2 separate regions of the Mus musculus genome follow, and region 2 is linked to region 1. Evidence: chromatin loops called from intact Hi-C (ENCODE). Cell type or tissue: heart. All regions are shown on one strand. Links, peaks and the distances in the headings refer to the core of each region. The heading gives the core; the rest is flanking DNA.

The links. A loop is a pair of places that touch in the nucleus more often than their neighbours do. Peaks named below come from ENCODE experiments on the same cell type or tissue, not always from the same donor. Only the 100,000 strongest peaks of a DNase experiment are listed, where the experiment ranks them.
Region 2: a loop joins it to region 1, with 2.1 times the contacts of the local background. A loop is called at or near these places in 1 of 42 quality-filtered maps.

Annotation. Positions count from the first base shown.
Region 1 is chr3:98,039,768-98,043,087 of GRCm38, reverse strand. The region is part of intron 1 of Notch2 (notch 2); the gene reads right to left. Among named protein-coding and RNA genes, the nearest start is that of Gm40103, 15 kb to the right of the region's middle. In heart, for the core only: a CTCF peak has its summit at 2,059; DNase peaks (open chromatin) are centred at 586 and 2,863; H3K27ac peaks cover 230 bases.
Region 2 is chr3:98,225,557-98,228,876 of GRCm38, reverse strand. The region is part of intron 2 of Reg4 (regenerating islet-derived family, member 4); the gene reads right to left. Among named protein-coding and RNA genes, the nearest start is that of Reg4, 5.1 kb to the right of the region's middle. In heart, for the core only: a CTCF peak has its summit at 1,445 (motif pointing left); a DNase peak (open chromatin) is centred at 1,476; H3K27me3 peaks cover 639 bases.

The DNA of each region.
Region 1 (3,320 bases), core at 572-3,071:
CTGAAGTCTGGGTTGCTGGCTGGGACTTGGCTGTGTGTCCCTCTGTTGCTTCTGGCACAGGGCCTCTGGAAGGAGTGCCGTCCAGTGGACACGGCCATGTTTTCTAAAATGACTGCTTGCACTACTACCCAAAATAGGAGAACTGAGGGCAGGCGGAGACAGCAGGGATTTGCAGTGATTCTCACAGCACCCTTCAATTTCAAACAACAAAGCTTCCACTTTGTTTTTTATTCCATTTTTGGGGGGCAGCCGCCGAGGGGGGAGGGCGTGTCAGCCATGAAAAAAAAATACAAACAAACAGAAGCACAGAAGCTCACATTTAAACAGAAGCAACGTGGGAGTAGTTGTCTCCCTCCTGAAATCAGTCTTGGTTAAAAGAAAGGAGAAAAGCAACCAGGGAGACACGGATTTTTATGCCTCCCCTAATATGTCAAGGATCTCTGCGTTCTTCAGAGATCACCAGTAGAAAATATTTCTGACCTAAAATATGCCGATTCCTGATGCAGACAGGACATCTAGAGGGCTCCCCGTCCCAGCTGCTTTCCCAAAAATGAAACCTGCTGTGGTTTGGGAAAAACAGAAGCAACAGGGTTTCACTCCGGCCCAGACTGGCCGGAAACTGACTGTGTGATCCAGGCTGCCCTTGAACTCCTGGCAAAGCTCTTGCCTGCCTCTCAGGTGAGTCACCATGCCCAGCATCTAGGATTTTCATTTTATACAGAAATTCATTTCTATGAAATATTAATCCTTGATTCTAAAACCTGAACTCATCAATGTACTATGTAACACCAGAGTTTACTATACAATGGTGGTGGTGGTGGTGGTGATGGTGGTCTCCTTCTTCTCCTTCTCCTTCTCCTTCTCCTCCTTCTTCTTCTTCCCCCTCCTCCTCCTCCCCCTCCTTCTTCTCCTCCTCCTCTGCTTTTCTCTTATCGGGATTATAGAAAAAACAACTAGACCCCAATTGTGAGCTGAAGCAAATGAGTTCAACTAGGTAAGTTTCAGCCCTTGCATGTTAAAGATTACACTATATACAACATATGGTTTGAAAACCCACAGAAGAACCAGGACATGTCAGTCTATTAATGGCACCACTGCATGCTGTCCCTCTAGACGGCACTGAACGATGCGACCCCTCTCTAGCTTGCTAATTCCTACTTGCATTCCGAATCATTTGCTTCCACGTGCTTCCACTATGGCTTGGGCAGGTGTATCATACTCTCACCCTCACGTCTAGCAAAGTTCTTGAAAGGCAGTGGTGTTGACAACAGAGATGGCTCATCTCCATGTGTATGAACCACGGAAGGTGCATAGTCACTGACATTCAACAAACTAAACAGCTAAGACAAAAACCTACTGTCAGACTCAACCACCAGCTCCCGTGATTAAAATGTTCAAAGGTTTCCATTTTACTGAGCATGGAGACACTGAAATGAGACTCTAACACAGATTTTACGTTTGTCAGGAGAAGTAAAATAAACAGAGGAACACAGTTAGACACATCTTAGCCTTTAACAAGAATAAAAGTCTGAGAAAGTAGAATTGTACATTTCTGATCTCGGCAAAACTAAAACACCTTTCAATGTTTCTTCTGTCTTAAAATACGCATGAGCTGGGGCTGGGGAGACGGCAAGTGGCTGAGAGGCCACACAGCTCCTCCTAGCACCCACACAGTGCCCTCTTCTGACTTCGGTGTGTACCTGCACTCATGTGCACGTGGCACATGCACATATAACTAAAATAAGTCTTTAAAATAAAGGAAAATTTGTGTGCATGATGATATTCCCTCCGACCCAACCCCTGTGCACCTTTAGCCATGTGTATCAAGGAGGGGAGACTGACTGAAGAAGTTGGACAAAAGCAAAATCATGTGCAACTAACCAACAAATGCAAAAACAAACTCCTCAAAAGGAAACTGTCCAGGAAACTTGAGCAAGGACGCATGCCTGCTCTCCTCTCACAGTGAGGGAGGACGCATGCCTGCTCTCCTCTCGCAGTGAGGGAGGATGCATGCCTGCTCTCCTCTCGCAGTAAGCACTTTTGCTCCTGGCACATCCACTGGTCAGTAGGTGCCAGTATGGTTCCAAGAAGCCCCAGTGTATTTCCTCAGCATGGACATCCATCTGGGGAAGAAATGGCACTAACAAAGACAGACGCGGGGCTTACAAGCCCATGGCTCAGTGTGCTAAAGCCTCAGGTAGAGGAAGAATTCCCATCCAAAGGCTCAAAGGGCCAGCCTTCTAGCTGATCTGTCGTACTACCTCTATCTGTCCTCTTATCAAGACAAATTCTGCCTGCCAACAATTCCCTGTTCTTTTAGTAAGCCCTCTCTATTAAAAGATATTTAAAAAAAAAAGTATTTTAAGTACAACTTAAAGTTTTTAAACCCCATAATTTTAAATAGAAGCTTTTAAGTACCCTTACTGGAAAAAATTATAAGTATATATAATTTTCTTGCTACCCTCCCCCCAAAAGAAGCAGAATGTCTTTTAGCTTAAACTTCTTGGTGCTTTTTAAGTGAAGAAGACAATGTCTAGTGTTTGTTCATCCAGAGGTAGATTTCAAAAAAGTCTAAGACACAATGTTATATTAAAAAGGAAAAAAAACAAAACAAAACAAAACAAAATCCTGTGATTGTTAAATGCTATCACAAAATATGGCAACTTCCCAAAACCAAGCAGGGAAAATCCAGAGACTAGTCTCAGATTTCCTGACCAGCGTCCATCCTCATGGTCTTTTTCAAAAACACCCTTGTGTGGTAGGAACAGGGGCTATTCACAAGAACCAGGCTGGGCAGGAGTCACCGGAATACCGCAGCTGCTGTGCAAATGGTGACACCACAGAGTTCAACGATATGCTCTGAAGTGTGCAAGTCGGCAGCTACATGGTCATCTCGGTCCCAGATGCTCGATACCTACGGCACCAAATGAACCCCACTCACCCGTGCATGGTATTCAAGCCCAGCATTCCTGCACACGTCACTGAGAATTGTCTAAGTCCAAGAACCTCCAAAGGTCCTAAGTCCCTGGCCTGCCTATATCTGACACTCCAAATCAGCACAGAGACTTGCAGTCAGAAAAGTAACCGTGGAGATGGGGGATGCACAGTACACCCAGGGCCCAAATCTGGGGACCAGAGGGAGCCAGCAGGCAGACACCCACTCTGTAGTGCACATGAAGATGGTGCAAGGGGCACAGCCCGGCCCTTCCATCCCTAGTCTTACTTCTCAGTTCTCCTCAGCTGTTTCCTCACACAGAAATCAACTCATATCAACACGAGGGCAGAGAGAAGCAGGCGACACTGATGGCTGCCACTGATCC
Region 2 (3,320 bases), core at 323-2,822, 190 kb before region 1:
GCTGTGCATCAATAGAGAGAAGAGAGGACTTTTTAGAGAAAAGGAATGGGCTGGGCAGAGGCATGGGGACCAGAATGTGTGCAGAAACAGCAAGCCCCTAAGTTTGAGTATAGGGGATCTGTAAGACAAGCATGGCCAAAGGAACGAGAAAGGCTTTGTGGCAAAGGAGACTGTGACTCAGGAAGGCTCCAGTTTCTTACTGGAAATTGATAAAGAAGAGACGAGGAGAAGTGAAGAGGGGCTGATGGCCAAGGGGCAACCAGGCTAGCAATCCGAGCCCTGTGACAATGTGGCTGCACACCTACACTCTAGACCACTGCAAAGGTCTTCCACGGTGATGTGGGCAGACTAGAGCTGTTTAAGTGTGTTGACCTTTTCCCAGTCAGATGACTGCGTGGCACTCTTTGTTCTGTTTCATTTGCTCCCTGTAAATCTCCAGGGCTTTCACACTGATTTCAGACAGGTTCCCTGCTCCTTAGTGTTCTTCCTTCCTTCCTTCCTTCCTTTCTTTCTTTCTTTCTTTCTTTCTTTCTTCCTTTCTTCCTTTCTTTCTATCTATCTACCTCTCCCCTTTTCCCCTCTCCCTTCTCTCTTCTCCCTTCTCTCTCTTTCTTCCTCCCTCCCTGTCAACTCCCCCCTCCATCTCTCTCTTTCCCCCCTCCCTTTTCTTTCCTTTGAAACAAAGTCTCATGCAGCCCAGACTGGCCTTGAACTCACAAAGTAGCTGAGGATGACTTTGAACCTCTGACTCTCCTGCCTGTGGCTCCTTGTGCTGAGAGTATAGGCATTGCCATCATTTGATTTTACAAAACAGTGGAGGGTCAAAGCCAGGTTTTCATGCAAGCTAGGCACACCTTCTACCAACTGAGCCTTGCTGCCAGCTCCTTAGCACTGAAGTGCTTTCTTGGCTCCATCTTCTTGCCCTCTCTAGCTACAATCTCCCAGGCACCAGTGCCAGCTGATCTGGAGCACGAGGCTCTTACAGATTTAGCTCTATTGTGTGTGTGAGCAGATCTGTGAGTGAAGGATAATCACTGAGCTAACAAATGGGAAGGAACGCGTATTGGTCATCTTTTTCTCACAGCTGTGACCAGATACCTGACAAATGCAGCTGGAGGAGAAAGGGGTTTATTTGGTTTGTAGCTTGGCGGGATTCGATCCTTCAAAGCAGGAAGGGCAACGCTGCAGGAGCAAGAGGTAGCGGTGGCGGTCATGTTGTATCCGGTCAGCAGCCACAGTCAGATAGATATTGACATTCAACTTATTTTTTTCTTTTTTATTCAACCCAAGACCTCAGCCCATGGCGTATTTTCAATTCGCCTATCTCTTTTGTTTTTCTCCGTGCCTTTGTGCGCTCCTCCTCGATTCTTTCCTCCCCTCTGCTTTTCTCCATCGTTCTTTCTCACCTTAGCCTTGCATTGTTGCAGCTACCGACATGCGCCCCCTGGTGGGAACACTTAGAAATGCTTCCAACTGAGGCCATGCGCCGTTGTGCCTCGGGTTTACCCAGCATTCCTTGGTACCAGGTCCTTCTCTGGGCAGTTTATACTCTAGAACCCACCCTCACCCCCATTATATAGTTCCTGATATTGCCACCACGTCCCAGATGAGGAAACGAGGCAGAAAGAAGTTGTTGCGCCTCACACTCCCACAGCAAATAAGAAAAAGAGAAGCTATGGTCTAGACAGTGTGGCTCTGAGTTGGGACTCTAGCCGGCTTAGTCATGCTCAAGCTATGTTTAAAAAACAAAAACCTGCAAGCCACTCATATTTATTCGGGCTGTCCTACTTAATAGCCAGACTGTCTCAGACAGATGGGAATGGGCACTCGTGGTACGGACAAGAAAACCTGTTAAGGCCACGAGACAGGAGTGGAGTGGGACTTCTGAGGAGCCGCTGCGTTCTCAGCAGCCTAGAGTCTTTTCACATCTCTGCCACAGGTGCCAAGTCTCCTCATTGCTGCACATGGGGTGACAAGAGACAGGTCCTCGCACCAGGCTCTCTATCTTTAGTGGTCTTTCTAATCTCCTAACCTTCGTACAACTCTGACTTCTTGTCTGCACAGTGAACTGATGTACACTTTCCCCACAGGGTTGCCTGGAGAGCTGGTGGGATAATGCATACCTAATGCAAACACAGTGGTTAGCACGCCGCCTAGCACAAAATAATTGCTAAATAAATGACAGCTGGTTAGAACTATAGCTTTCTTGTGTGATACTGGGGACTGGTCTGGTGCATGGTGGGAAAGTCCTGCCACAGAGCTGTAGATCTACAGGCTAGCCCTAGGCTTCTTTTCTTTTCCTTTTCCTTTCCTTTTCTTTTCTTTTCTCTTCTTTTCTCTTTTAAACCTGAAGCAGAGCCTGTTTAAGCTTCCAAGACTGGCCTTGAACTCTGTGTCGCCCAGGCAGGTCAGGGCTCTGAGGTCATGCTGCACTGTTCTCCTGAGTAGCCAAAATTCCAGACATGCAGAACCAGACTCAGCTAGAATTGTAGCTGTGAGAAACCAGCACCATTGTTATGATAACAAGGTGGAGTATTTCTGAAAAATATTAGCCAGTGCAGTTTTCATTGTGTCTAAATGTCTCTCTGTTTCTCTTCATTGAGCCCCACAGGCCAGGGCAAGGAGCCATTGCTCAGACAACAGAGCTATGATGTTGGCCATCAGCCTCCGTTGAAAGAAAAAAAATCAGTTTCTAAGCTCTCCACATCTACTTTAAATGCAAGATTAGACTTTTTTTTTCCACAAGCTTTTGTGCAAATATATATATATGGGATCTGTCCTAAGCACAGTTCTCATGAATGCAGCAATAAACAAAAAGGTTTTCTACAGCTGGGAGGAAGATCTGTCTGGAAAAGAGCCATGGAAGGACCCGTGCTATATGTTTTGGCTCTAGTCTCCTCCTGGGGAGAGACCCAAGGAGATTAGTGAAGTCCTGGGAAGAGGTTGGGAAGTCTTATCTCATTCTCCAGAAGATAGCCAGGGTCAGTGTCAAGCTCTTAAAGGAAGCCAGAGGTCAGGGCAGCCCCCAAGGAGCATACAGACACGGCTGTAAGGCAGCAGGGACTGGGGACAGTTTCCAGTGTTCTCTGCATTCTTGCAGGGTGCAGGGGCAGTGGCTGAATTCCCTGGGTCCTGAGAAATCAGACACAGAGAGCTGGTAGCTGAGACAAGTGTGGAGTCAGGGGCAGAGTATCATACAAGGCCACGTGGAGGGTAGGCCACGGCAAAAACACAGCCTTCAACCGATGCCCCAAAAGCTCCACCTCTCCCCACACTTCCTTGCATTCATTCATCCCCTTGGCAAAGTCCATTCGAGAACT